Linked DNA regions of Homo sapiens: region 1 is linked to region 2. The links are chromatin contacts, found by Hi-C or POLR2A ChIA-PET in ENCODE. All regions are on one chromosome and are shown on one strand. Each heading gives the region's core, a stretch centred on a gene start or an enhancer-like site at or near the end of the contact. The rest is flanking DNA. Distances are from core to core; before and after follow the strand shown. Region 1 has its middle 22 kb from the start of TAB2-AS1. Region 2 overlaps UST (uronyl 2-sulfotransferase).

Region 1 (6,672 bases), core at 2,557-5,056, 180 kb before region 2:
GGCCCAGTGTTAGCTTGGGCTTGTCTATCAAGCGATCATATGACAATTGTGTTGATAACAGCCAGACATGCCAGCCTCATTGGAAGCACAAATGCTCTGCCTGTGTGGTATCTGCAGTGATCCCTTTCTAAGAGTCACTTGAGTTTTAGATGGAGAATACATTCATAGCTGGATATCAGTTGGTGAGGCACTGGCATTCCACAGTCAGTTGAGTTAATCCCTTGTAGAGGTCCCAGAGATATTTCCACTGCCGCTGTCTTCTCTTCTAAACTGGTCATCAGAATATGATAAATGTGAGTTTTACTGCTAAGATTAGACATTCCCTCAGCCCTAGATCTGTCAAGTGGGATGGTTTTGAACATGAACATTGGCGAAGGCTCTGTCGTCTAAGATGTGACAGTCTCCATGAGTAAGTCAAGAAGCTTCCTTTGAATGGGACATCCGGCTGTGCTCACATAGCCTACAGAAGGTAGCAAAGGCAAGTCTGTGTTTTAAAAGAGAAAGAGAATATGCCCCGAGCAGCCTCAGACAGCTTCCGGGATGTGCAGGCTTTGCTCTTCAGGTCTCACAGTGATTCACAGTGAGAATCACTTTGATCAGACATGGTTGGTGTGGCAACTGTTAAGTATCGTGGTGGACATGGTCATCCTTGGAGGAGCCGGGGAGCCATGATCTTGTGCCATTCTGGGAGGCCAGGGCCCAGGGCAATGGGTGTTTGTCTGGCCAATGTCCTTGTTCAGCACTGAGCCACTGGGCCAGAACATGTAGGGTGAGTCTTAATTGCAGGAAGTTTGAATATAGTAGGTTTGCTGTGCCTTGTGGAGATGTACCCCGATTTGGAACCCCAGAGAAGCTCAAGCCAGGAAGCAAGCCCACCCTGTGTCTCCTCTCCCAGGTAAAGAAAAGGGAGAAAAGGGGTACAGAAAGGTAGAGAAGAAGAGGAGCCAGATGCCCTCTAGAGCAAGAGAAAAGAAACCCAGACTTTTGAAGATGCCAGGGGGTCTTGGAAATGCCAGTGATTCCATGTGGAGTTTCCTGGTTCTTAGTTACATTTTTGTTATTTCACTGGACACGCAGACTGGGCCAGGCACCGTGCTGGGTGTTGGGAACTCCAAAGTGATGGGAGACAGGTCCCTACCCATGGTGAAAAGATCTCTCCCCAGGAAAAGCTCACGAATTAGTGAAGGTGGGAGCCAGGCAAACATAAGTAGGTGCTAGTAGAAGGTAGGCTAAATACCACGGAGAGGAAGAGGAAAAAGGAACAAAGTGCTATGGGAACGCTGAGTGTGGGGTGCACACACTGTGGGGCTGGGGAGCAGGTAGAAAGCTTCACGGAGAAACAAATCTTAGAGCCAAGTTTTGAAGAAAAAGTGGATGTTTTTCAAACAAATTGATTTGGAGTGGGGTGGCGTGGTGCTTGGGGCAGAAGGACCAGCAGAAGCCTGCTGGGAACAGGCATCATTGCTCATCCCTGAGCCCACTATGCTCGGCAGATGGCCAGCACCCACAGTGGGAGGGGACTGGCTGTCAAAAGTGATGCCGTTAGGTGTGGGGCACCCTGGGGTGTTCCAGGAGAGGTGAGTTCTAGGAAGTAGTAGCTGCCAGCCACTGAGGTGAGGCCGCCTAGAGGACGGATGAGGGGTTTGTTGTTAAAGCATGGGTCTTAGGAAGCCATTGAAGGTTTTATAAACAGGAGAAAGGCAGGACTGACTGCCTCTCCACTTACGCATGGAAAGAGGCCTGGATTTGGCACCTTGGTAGCTCCATTGTATCATCATGGGGGTGCATAGTAGATGGTGCACCTGTGTGCAATGCCTCTCAGGGTGAGGAGGCCAGAGCTGGAGAAGAGGAAACCAGCATCAGGGACCACATTGCATCTTCAGGGACTTGCTCCTTAACAGATGTGAAAGTCCTTCAGGAGCCTCCAGAAACACAATGCAAGAAGACTTTGCAAGAGGTGGGATTGTACATTAGCAAGTAGGGATGAGTAAAATAGAGGAAGAAAAAAATGAACTTCTGTATAGATTTAGTTTCAAAGAAACAAAAGGAAGCTCATGTATTATCCATGGTTTTTGTCTCATTCTGCTCACTTAGCATTATTTCAAGAGCACCTTTGTACACCCTTATACATATTATTTCTTGCCAAATTCCAAGGAATTCTTTATGCTCAGATATAACACTTCACAGTGCCTAACACGATCCACGGAGGGGATCGCCATGCAAATAAATTAAACAATTTTACTTAGGCCAATTTAAAAAATAAAGAGAGTTGGGAAGATAAATGATTTGGCTCTGCTGTGGCATGTTGGACCAAATATAATGCAGCAAAATATCAGTCTTACAACAAAAGTCAAAGGAAAAGATTATGCTGAAAATTGCTTCTGGCTGACTGGTCTCCTGGTTATTAATTCAAATGTCCCTCCTATTGATGCTGTTAATGGCTTCAAACAGCTCTTGTCTCCTTTTATGCAAGGGGAAAATTGGACCCCTTCCAAACAAAATAACAGTAGCCTAGGGAAGCCAACATATGCAGCATTGCCAGATAACTCCAACTATTAATTTTCTTCAGCCAAGTTCCTTTCCATTTTTTAACAGATATGTCTTATGCTGCCTAACTCTACAAGGTAGACATTCCTATTACTCAAAAAATTTTTATATAAAAAAGAACTTCCCCACTTGATTAGCCTCCTATCTCTTTTTCTGGGCCATTTCACCAACAGAAAGCACTGAGTGAGTAGAAACCTCAGATGTGGTGTTGTATTGGGTTCTCATTTGGCAATGGGGAATAAGGAATGGTAAAAGGGCATTAGAATCTTTGTGAACAGGAAAGAAATCGAGGCAGAAATAATTTGAAAAAGCTCCTCCCATGATTCTGACATGTTCCCAAGTTGAAAACTACTTATTTAGAGATATAGAAGCTTCAGCCAACAATACCTCCTATTGTTTGATCCTGTGACTTACGCTTGAATACCTCAAATGAGGGTGACCTCATTGGTCATTATATTCCTGGACCATTTTATTTTATTTTTATATATTTAGGGGGCACAAGTGCAGATTTCTTGCATGCGTATATTGTGTAGTGGTGAAGCCTGGTATTTTAGTGCGCCCATCTCCCAAATAGTGAGCACTGTCCCCAATAGGTAATTTTTCAACCCTCACCTCCCTCTCACCCTCCCACCCTTTGTAGTCTCCAATGTCCTGGACCACTTTAATCTTTAGAAAGTATTTCTGCATTTTGAGCTCTGTGTCATGGTCATTTTTCACTTTTTGGGTGCCTTAAATCCATTCTCCCTTCCCAAGAGGACCATAGTTTTCTTTTGGGGAATAAACTGCTTTCCACTAGAGCCAGCCTGGGTTTGACAAATAAATCTAGGTGTCCTCCCCCTGTGGAAGTCAAAGGGACCTCTTGAAGGTCCTTCTGCCAGACTCTTCTTCTCATTTCCCTGGGACAGTCAAGGGACTGATGTGTGACCTATGCATGTCTAATGAAATTCACGCTCCTAGGACATGAATCTTGAGCAGGGTGACACAAGCACCAAGGCAATGGCTGGAATTCTTTTAATTGTAGAGGCAGTGCTAAGCAAGATGGTCAAGAAGTTCCTGATATCAAGGCTTTCTGGAGCCCTCTGTTTCTTGTGGACCCCCAGTCTGGTTCCTCGGCCTAGCTAGGAAATGGTGAACTCCTTCATGTTCTTCCAACCAATGTATCTTTTTGCTCAAGCTAGTCAGATGATTTTTTGGTGCTCAAGACCAAACAAGGCTGCTACCTCAAACTTCACCCTCCTGATCCTAGTTCCTCTTTCTGCTGTTACACCAAACACATAGGATCCCCTTTTAATAGGATGTTTCAAATTTTTAAAGACATCTATCACGTTCCTCCCAAGATTGCTCTTCCTCAACAGAATATCCCCATTTCCTTTAACACTTCTTCACTATTGTGGCTTATGGAGCCTTCAAAATTCTGTTTTCCTTGGCACAGGGCCCAGTTTCTCAAGGTCCCTCTTACAGTGTGTCATCCGGGATTGAAACCGTAAACCCACTTGGTGTTTCAGCCAGTTCAGATTATGGTCAGATGTTTCCTTGCCTTGAATGTTGTATTTATATGAATGCAAACAGAACTTGCCTTAGCTTTTATTTTTATGCTCCACTCTGAACTCAGATTGAGTGGCACAGAGCGCACACTTAAAAAGCTGGAGTTATTATTAATTATAAACCTCCTGGCTTTCTAATAAAAAGTGCTGAAGTCAGATGTCCTCATCTTGTATTTTTGCAATTGTTTTTGAAAATCTAAAAGTGGCACTTAGTGTTTATTCTTGTTACATGGTATGCCTTTGTTTTTGGTCTATTCTTAGGCCAATGCCATTTTTTAAAAAGAGTGTGTTTTTTTTTTTTTTTTTCACACTCTCTAATCTTAGTCGTCTCATCTTTTTATCTTCTACTTATCTGGCACACATGCCTTTGATGTTTCCTTCAAATCACTGAAAAAATCTCACACAGTTCTATGACACAACCCAGGGAACTCCCTCCAGGTTGAAATCAATTCATTAATCATCTCAGCACAGTGTATTGTCTGCTAAGAACCCAACCTAACTGCACTCTATTTTCCCATCTTGTCCACAAGAAAATGAATAAGCAGCTCCCTGGGATGTCTGGCTGACAGCGTCATTTGCAAGGTACATGCGGCAGGAGGTGGGCAACTGTGAAATGGGGAGGTTGATTTTCCATTTTCTTTTTTGTGGGCACCAGTTTCTCCCAAACAAAACCTTACGCAAAACCCTAATACATACAAGATGGCAGTGAGTAGCTCGGGGTGAAGCTGGGGTGTGGGTGGGCAGTGGTTGACTTCCTGCTGGCCCCAGTGCCCTTCAGCCAACCCCTCTTCAGCCTCTTACTTTCCTCCTGGCACCTCTCAAGAAAGGGGTGACCTCTAGGGGGTTATGGTTTCAACATTCTGATTTAAAACATCCGAGTAGCAAGAGTTCCCTTTATTACTTCTTCTGTCTTCAAGTCTGCACATGTCAGCAGGGGAAGCCAAGATTTTATCAGATAGTCTGCTTTTAGTAGGTTTCTCTTTTATCTTAAAAATGTTATTGAAAACCTCCCATGTGAAAACTTCATACTAGGAGCGGTTTGTGAGTCATAGGTGTCTTGTTCAATATAGTTCTTAAAGACTTGGTTGAAAATACAAATGACAAAAATGTGACTGATTATTATTATTAAAAGGTTAAAAAAATCATAAACTGAAGTGAAGTACTGTTGGAACTTCATAGGAATAAATGTAAAAATGCCACATTTACATTTCATAAGCGAATTACACAAGGATAGGATTGAGAGGTCCAACCTAACAGCATTTGGGGAGGGTTGGAGGGCTTCATGGTGGTAAAAAAATTATATTATTGTTTATGGAGAGCCCGTTATGGATCAAGCATTGGATATATTAGGTTGGTGCAGAAGTAATTGCAGTTCTTGCCATTAAAAGTAGTTGCAAAAACAACAATCACTTTTGCACCAATTGAATAGATTAAGGTGAGTTTCTGGCCTTGAGAAATTTACAATCTAATAAACAAGTATATTGTGAAGTGTAAAGGAAAGCAGGACTAATCTATTGGAGAAAACCTTCCTAGGGGGTTTTCATTTGAAGAATGTCAGATCCATGAGTCATTTGGTAAACAATTACTTAGTGCTTTGTTAGGGGGCAGTTACATGTTGGTGATTCAGGGATAAAAAACCACTTCTGGCCTTTAAGAGGCTCATAATATAATGGAGGAGACAAACCAATGGCTCAACCATGACACTTACGTGTGACAAATCAGATGAAGAGATAAGAACTGGTTGCTGGGCCCTGGGTGGCTCTGGGCCCAGGCAGGAAGGAGGTTTAGTTTGCTGCTTTCTGCGGTGAGCTTTCAGGATCAACTTTCTTGGCCTACAGTAGAGGCGTCTCAGTGGAGAAGCCAAGGAGGCACACTGAGCGGAGGGAGGTTTGTCTCGGACCCTGGATGACAGATTCTTGGTCACTGTGCTAAGTGCCCAAGTTGTGACTTGTGCTGGAAAGCCCTTGTTTCTCACCCCCCGCCAGGTAGTTACCATGGCATTCATGACTTCCTTGGTTATTTCCTGTCATCATTTGTCCCCACCCATGAGTGCCTGGCTACCTCCATCTTCCGGCTGGTGGGTCTGCATGCAGGATATATCACTCCTGGTGTGAGGGGTGGACACTAGGCAGGTGAAACAGGGCTATTATGTACTATGCCCTGGCATGGGAGTGGGTACTCCTGGCCAGGATGTCAGCTGTGCCTGCCTTTTGGGCTTCGACTTCCACACAGGTCGCTGTGAGGGAAGTACAGCAGCATCCCTCAGGATGGGCCAGGGGTACGACAGCATTCCAAGGCTTGTTCTGCTCTGGGGCACTTTCTCTGGAGGCAGTTTAGTGTAGAGGATGAAAGCCTGCTTGGAGCCTACTTCTCCAAGCCTCAGTTTCCTCATCTGAAAAATGGAACTCTACTTTGTTGGATTAAAGGAAATAACTAATAGAAGGCAATAAACACAATGCTTGCTATATAGGGACAGCTAACTACACCTAGTGTTATTATCCAGTTCAGTGATACCCTCCCCCCACTTCTATGGTTTGAACAAGGCATAGCCTCCCTTAGTGGTATTCCTGTCATCGGCCTT
Region 2 (6,927 bases), core at 698-3,197:
TAAGAAGTTAGGTTAATAGGAGGTGCTACTCAAAATAACCATTCCCAAGTCAGGAAAGTGTGAAATGAAGTTCCAAGGATGCTGTCAATTCTACTGGGAGAGTTTGCAATGTTACTTTAAAATTAAATGTACTTTATCTGGGCAACCTGTAGCCCACTGGTAGTACTCAGTCTTAGGGGAATGCAAATTAACAGCCCTACCTCTTCCTTCTCTCCCTGTTAAAAATCAGATTTGCAACTGCACACTAAATAAGACAGTGTGAATATCTAAAAACATCCAAATTGCTTTAACCAGGCAAAACTCTAAGAAAAAATGAGATGAAACTGCAACCTTCCCATTTGTATAGGAGGCCCATTTGTTTTGCTTAAGGAAAGTTTGAAATTGATAAGCTAATGTCAGTAGACACCAGGACCATGTGAGGGAAAAATCCCTGGGTATCATGGCTATGACTTTGAAAAGCAGGGGTAGGCCGGGTGCGGTGGCTTAGGCCTGTAATCCCAGCACTTTGAGAGGCCAAGGTGGTGGATCACTTGAGGTCAGGAATTTGAGACCAGCTTGGCCAACATGGCAAAACCTCGTGTCCACTAAAAATGCAAAAATTAGCTGGGCATGGTGGTGCATGCCTGTAATCCCAGCCACTCAGGAGGCTGAGAGTCGCTTGAACCCGGGAGGCAGAGGTTGCAGTGAGCTAACGCCACCGCACTGCAGCGACATAGCGAGACCCCATTTCAAAAAAAAAAAAAAAAAAAAAAAAAAGAAAAGAAAAGAAAAGCAGAGTAACAGAGTTAAATGTTTGATATGGATACTGATATACTATAAAAATGTTATAGACATATTAAAACTTGCAAATGCAGCCTGGGAAAAAAATTAAAACATTTTAATTTTTCTGACATGAGAGAAGAAACAGAGAAGAGCACTGACATGCATTAGGTTTTAGGTCAACAACAGGCTATAAATGAAGGTAGTTGCGATGACTTCTTGAGCTGAACTTTCATGGCCAATGGCTGTGAGAAACTGCAGAAGCTTCTGATGTCAGATGGAAGAGAAGGGACTGATTGTCAGGTTAGACTTTTGATGCAGCACAAGCATGAAATTGTGGTGCAATGCACTGACCATTAACCACCAGCCTTCCCCTTTGATAAGACATGGGTGGGAGTGATAAAGGGGAAATGAAAAAGAAACAATCAGCCAATGCTAGAAAGGCCATTATGTGAATTAGAAGCAGGTAAGAAAGAGGTGCTAGTGTTACTAAGAAACGTGCTCAAAGGTATCATTAGGTTCCGTTAGGATTGGTTCACTTTGGAAACTGCATTAGAGACAGGTGGGGGAGGGGACAGGAGAAACGGGTAACTTGAATGACATTCAAAGCATTCTTAAAAAGTGTGTTCAATGAATGGAAAATCAAAGATGTTTGAAAGAGAAAAGTCAACAAATGGAAAAGCTGTAACCCATTCCATTTTAGTTTAGTTTTATTGGGGCATGAAATGAAATTTCATAATGTTCTAAAAACAACAACTTAACTGCATAAAACTGAATAAGTGAACCGGCATTAAATCCATACTGTATTTTTTAAAATCTCATTTTGATATAATAATAGTAACTGGTTAGTTAGGTCATAGTCCTCTTCCTCAAGTCACGCACAGTTAAAGAAATATTTCTAAAAATTTCTAATTGCTCCTACATTCTAGCAAAACCATACATCGACTTGCTGGTTGATTTATGACTTTCTAGTAACCTTTACTCTCAAATGGCTTCTACCAAATGATTTATTTACTTGGTCTATGCTGAGGTAACCTCCTGGCTGGGCTGACTGCCGTCCTTTCAGCTCGAAGTGTAAAGGATTGAGTCCCCTCACTAAGACATTTCTTGAGTTTCTGTGAGAGCTGTGGGTTCTCATGCGATAAACCATGAGTCTTAGGTTCAATTTTGAAATGTCTCTCTTTCAGATTGCTTGAGCCGGGGAGGTCTAGGCTGCAGTGAGCTGTGACTGCACCACTGTACTCCAGTCTGGGCAACAGAGTGAGACCTTGTCCAAAACAAACAATAAACAAACACCCAGAACAAATAAAAAATGTCTCTCCTTCCTCGTCATTTCTCTTTGGAGAAAAAAGAAAATCTTTGACAATTTCTGACCCACTGAACAATGTAAAGTGGCAAAGTTTCACACTTTTGCCAAAGGCTTCTAATTTCAAGCCTTTTTCTGGTCCACGGTGGTGCTTCACCTCACTCTTGTCTTTCCTGCCCAGTTTCCTCTCTTAGATTACAAACTTAATCTACTAAATGCCTGCCCCCCGACAATAGCAGAGTTTTATAAGATCTGTATAAAGTCATTAGTTTTCCCATTAAGCATCGGTGTCCCCCAACTCCAGCCTGTAAGATGCACACAGTATCTGGAACCACAGAAGATTGCTAAGACAATGTTAGGTGTCTGACACCTTTTAGCTATAAGTGCAAGATGATGTGGTTGAACATCAAAGGCTGTGGAACATGCAACCAGGAATCAGCATATCCTCATTGAAAACTTTTACACCATTTCTACCAAAAAAGATTAAATTCTAATTGAATGCTACTTACTCATCACTTCTTGAGTTTTACATGTGACAATAAAATGAAGGCCTACTGGTTACTGGTTGGCTAGAAGGGAAAGCAAGTGAAAGCTCTTTGGCTCTTCTTTGGGTAGATTTAATTCTACCGCACCCCCCTCCCTTTCTGAACATTTACAAAACCCTCAAGTACTTTTCTTTCCCTCCTTCTCCATTTTTTTCCCACGAGGTCCAAAGTCCCAGGGAGGGAGCTGCTGGGCATGGGGGGATGGGGTGAGAATAGGGTAGGGAACCACAGCTGCTCTCAAATTGTGCTGGTGTCTTGGACAGGGGTGACAGATGGTGGCAGGAGAGCCATTATTCCCACCCTGCCAAGCTCATGACAGCCATTTCACAGAGGTCACGGCCAGGCTCCACCTGACAATACTTGTGCCAATGTTTCTAAGCTTCTGTGACCAACTGTCCAAAAAGGCACTAGATATGAGCCCCAATTCTTGTACTTTTTAGCTGAGAGAATGCTTTGAAGGCTTTTCAACCATCAGGCTTCTGTGCATTCCCTGAGGTATTTAGACCCGGTGCTTCGATAAATTAGTGGTTGCAACTGAGCACATAATTCCTTATATCCACTTAGAATGTTTATGAGATAATTAGTTCTCAATTTCATACAGCACCATCGGTTCACCTCCTGATCAGACAGATACATGAGTGGCTATTTTTTTGGAAGTATGGCAAACATAGTTGAAGTCAGTTGACATTAGGTTATACCTCATAGAGCATATAGTAAATAAGTCATATCCATAATTGTCATAGAAAAAACACACAACACATAAGTTTGGGTTTATAGCCACAAAGAGGAACATAGAAGACAGGGAAAAATATGACCCTGAACATGAGCATGGAATGTTTTCAAACTTATTGATATTCACAGTCTTTATTCATAGCATCTTGATGGGATTCATGAGTAACAAAGGGCTTTGTGGAAATATCTGAAGGCCAATAATTCTTTTTAACAGACTAACAAGACCAAATTACTATTAAATTGATTTCAGTAGTTGGTAACCGTACTTATTTCTGGTAGACTACATATTTCAATAAACAACTTTAAAAACAAATGTCACTGAATGTCAATTCACTATAAATTTAACAGTGAATATGTCATAAAATATTTTTATATCTAAACAACTAAAATAATAATAGGACCCTAAAAAGACTTTTAAAAAGTGTTCATTAATCAAGTTTTGTTCTATATGATAAATGATGTACTCTAAGAATTTCTAAAACTCCAATAGATACTTGCTGTAACTAAACTGGAAAGGGTTCCCATTTTTGCTTTGCTATTTTAGAAAAATAAGGAGTATTCCTTGGATTGTTTGCTTTCTTAAATTCCACTCTCCGATTCATTAAAACCCTTATGAAAACCAAAGTTGCTGACATGACTGAAACAAATGGCTTTACTGTTAACCAGATTGAGTCTTTGCAAGCACTTTATTAAAGCGATTTTAGTAATTCCAACTAGTAAAGTCTTCCCCCACCAACAAAAAAATAAAACAAAGTAACACATTTAGAATATCAATGAACATCACCTCAACAGAACCACTAAGCTTTCCAGAAACACTGTGTTCTTGAGAATTCAGCAGAATAACATTTCATAGAATCCTACTTTTCTAGCTACCCCATCTCCCTCAGATAATCATGTTTTAGATTTTGCCCTTTTCAGAGAGAGAGAGAGAGAGAGAGACCAGTTAAGAGCTTACGAGCACGGGGTTGCAAGTCACCTGGGCCTGGGTTGAATGTTCAATCACTTGAGTGCTGCTAGCGACCAGCTCAGTAACATAGAAGCGTTATGAATCATCTCTAAGTTGGTGGTTTCCTTATCTGTACAATGGACATAATAATAGTATCTTCCTCACAGGGTTGTTCTTAGGATTAAATGAAATAGTACATCTAAAGGACTTAACAAGATTCCTGAGACACAAGAAGCTCCCAATGAGTGTTAAATATAATAACAACAACTATTAATATTATGACTGTTATCCTCAAAATATATTCCCTTGAAACATCAGTATTCTGCCACTGAAATAGAAAAATGCTAATCTCCCCAAATGAAACAATTAATTTCAATTTAGTTGAAACTTAATGTGTTAATGATACTTTATGAAATTACAGACATCAAGACTTTGAGATGCTCTGCTCCTATAAAATTTTAAGGTCTGGTGGTTCAGTGAAAGTAAAGATTCATATCCCTTACAGTATACATGTGCATTTATAGATCAACTTTCCCCACCTATACATTCATTAGGTGCATAAAATTCCAAAGCACTTCTTGATCATGAATACCGTATAATCTATAATTATTTAATTCTGTAAAAATGTCAAAAATATATTTTGGATGTTTCACATATTTTCCCCTCCCTAATAGAGTTCCATTTGGGTAGTACTATCTCTTTTCTATTCATTTTTTATCTTCTACTATATCTTCTTGCCTGTATTAGGTAAATAATAAACATTCAAAAATCATTCATGACTGCAGCATCTGAAACACTTTAATAAAAAAGGAAGAAAAGTAAAGTTTTGTCAGACACCCCCCCATCGCCACTGCAATAGCTGGATGGTTTAGGGCAAAGAGAAAATGCAGTCAGATACAAAGTGGAGATACAAAGGGGAAACCATAGCCTGCTGAGATCAGGAACTGTGCCATTCAATCCTCTGCTCAATTTCCTGGGCTATGTAGTTTAGGCAAAACCAATTCAGGTTTGCTTTCTTACGGAATGACATGCTATTTAACTAAGTAATGAAATGCACAGAGGATCCACTTAAGATCTTGGGTCAAAAGACCCAATGATGCCCCTGAATTGGTGTTAGAAAAATCAGGACCATTTGCAGGCCCGTCACTTCTCTGTATTGGCCTTTCCACTTTTTCCAGAATGCTCGCCACCACTTGGCAGAGGCGCCCATGGGGTTCAGAGGGCCTGCCTGACTTTCTACATCATGTCTGGTCAGCTGCATCTTTCACAGGGATGACCAGTGTGTGGCTGTAAGCTGTTGTGGAATTCTCTCCTCTTGAGCACAGATGTTTCTCCATCGATATGGCTGTGAAATTGAGATCGCAATGACTATTAAATGAGACTTTTCTTGGCTGCTGAGTCCAAGCTCATGGAATCCATATTTCACCGTGGAGGCTTCTGGTCGATGCTGGTCTGTGGCCCTCACTCTTAGCATTATTCCTCAACTCCACCATCTTTCCCTGGGTTACCTGATCTGTGTCTCTAGACTGAAGCCACCTGATGTTCCCAGAGCTTGTATTGCTTGTGCCTTCTGCCCAACTGCCATCCCTGCCTAGATAACCACCTGCCCAGCAGTCTCCCTGGCTCTGGCCCCACAATTAGCCTTGGCATGTGGGCCTTTACAACACTTTCAACAAAGGAAAGAATTAGGAAGAGATGCTAAAATAGTCAGTCACACCATAGTCCAAATCAAATGGAAGAAAAGGCACACCAATTCACCTCCACATCCAGTATTCTAACATCTTCTGACTCTCAATGTTTTTGTACAATTCGTGATTTATTTTCTAAAAACTCAGAATCAATTTATATTTACCAGGGGCATGATGGTTTTGGCTAATATGTATCCAAAGAAAAGTCCAAAGTTTTATTTTTGTCATTTTATTTTGGAGGATAAAGTATAATGAGGAATATACTTTATTGAAAAATATCAAGCCTAAACTTCACTCCTCAATAATGCTGGTGTTTACCTCTCAGAAAGGATCCTCATCAGTCACTAGAAAAAGCAAATAGGCAAATGTCATTTTAACATTCCTTGTGGTATGTAATGGGAGGGAGGTTGACTAGAGTTGGTGTGTCCACACTTACCAAACATAAATCAATGGCTTCAAGATATCACAGCATGAAGACTTTATTAGGTGCCATCTGTAATCACTCAATGAAAAACAAATAAAGGATGCATATTTCAACCTCAGTTCTTGATATGAAAATAGCTGATGAGTCCCCATCCGATTTGCTAAACCATCATTATAATATTTAATCTTACTACTACAGTGACTTGTGAGGAGGAGGGTGTGTCAGCTACTGCAGAGTTAAGACAGACAATGTGTTTTCAGATTCAAGACAGTTATGCTGCAATGGAAAAGATCTATGAGCTACCTTCTTGTAATTCAATTATTTTAAATACCTGCATTCAGGCCTGGAAAGCCAAGTCCTGCCCTTAATGGTGTTTGTACCGTAGTTCATATGGTAGATAAAATGTCAAGATTATTAAAGAGTTAAGTACAGAATTATAGAACTTTAGTATTTCAGGGCTAGAAATCTACACACATTTTATAGCTTCTGTATACAAGAAAGGGCCACGTGTGTGTGTGTGTGTGTGT

Evidence for each region. Hi-C counts contacts between places; a loop is a spot of excess contacts on that map. ChIA-PET counts read pairs that join two places held with the same protein, here RNA polymerase II (POLR2A). Pooled maps may share reads with other maps.
Region 1: a map with no recorded cell type shows a loop between it and region 2 (5-fold over the local background). The contact joins two enhancer-like sites. A Hi-C loop is called at or near these places in 1 of 37 single-sample maps with no recorded cell type and 7 of 50 pooled maps. POLR2A ChIA-PET finds 5 or more read pairs at or near these places in 2 of 52 experiments (OCI-LY7 and WTC11).

The regions. Positions count from the first base shown.
Region 1 is chr6:149,232,590-149,239,261 of GRCh38, reverse strand. It overlaps a transcript of TAB2 not described here. Among named protein-coding and RNA genes, the nearest start is that of TAB2-AS1, 22 kb to the left of the region's middle. Within about 2 kb of position 3,806, at least 10 of the 41 ENCODE cell types and tissues checked have a DNase peak (open chromatin) inside an H3K27ac peak, as active enhancers do.
Region 2 is chr6:149,049,947-149,056,873 of GRCh38, reverse strand. The region is part of intron 7 of UST (uronyl 2-sulfotransferase); the gene reads right to left. Among named protein-coding and RNA genes, the nearest start is that of UST-AS2, 21 kb to the right of the region's middle. RefSeq lists an enhancer at 2,340-2,459. Within about 2 kb of position 1,947, at least 4 of the 41 ENCODE cell types and tissues checked have a DNase peak (open chromatin) inside an H3K27ac peak, as active enhancers do.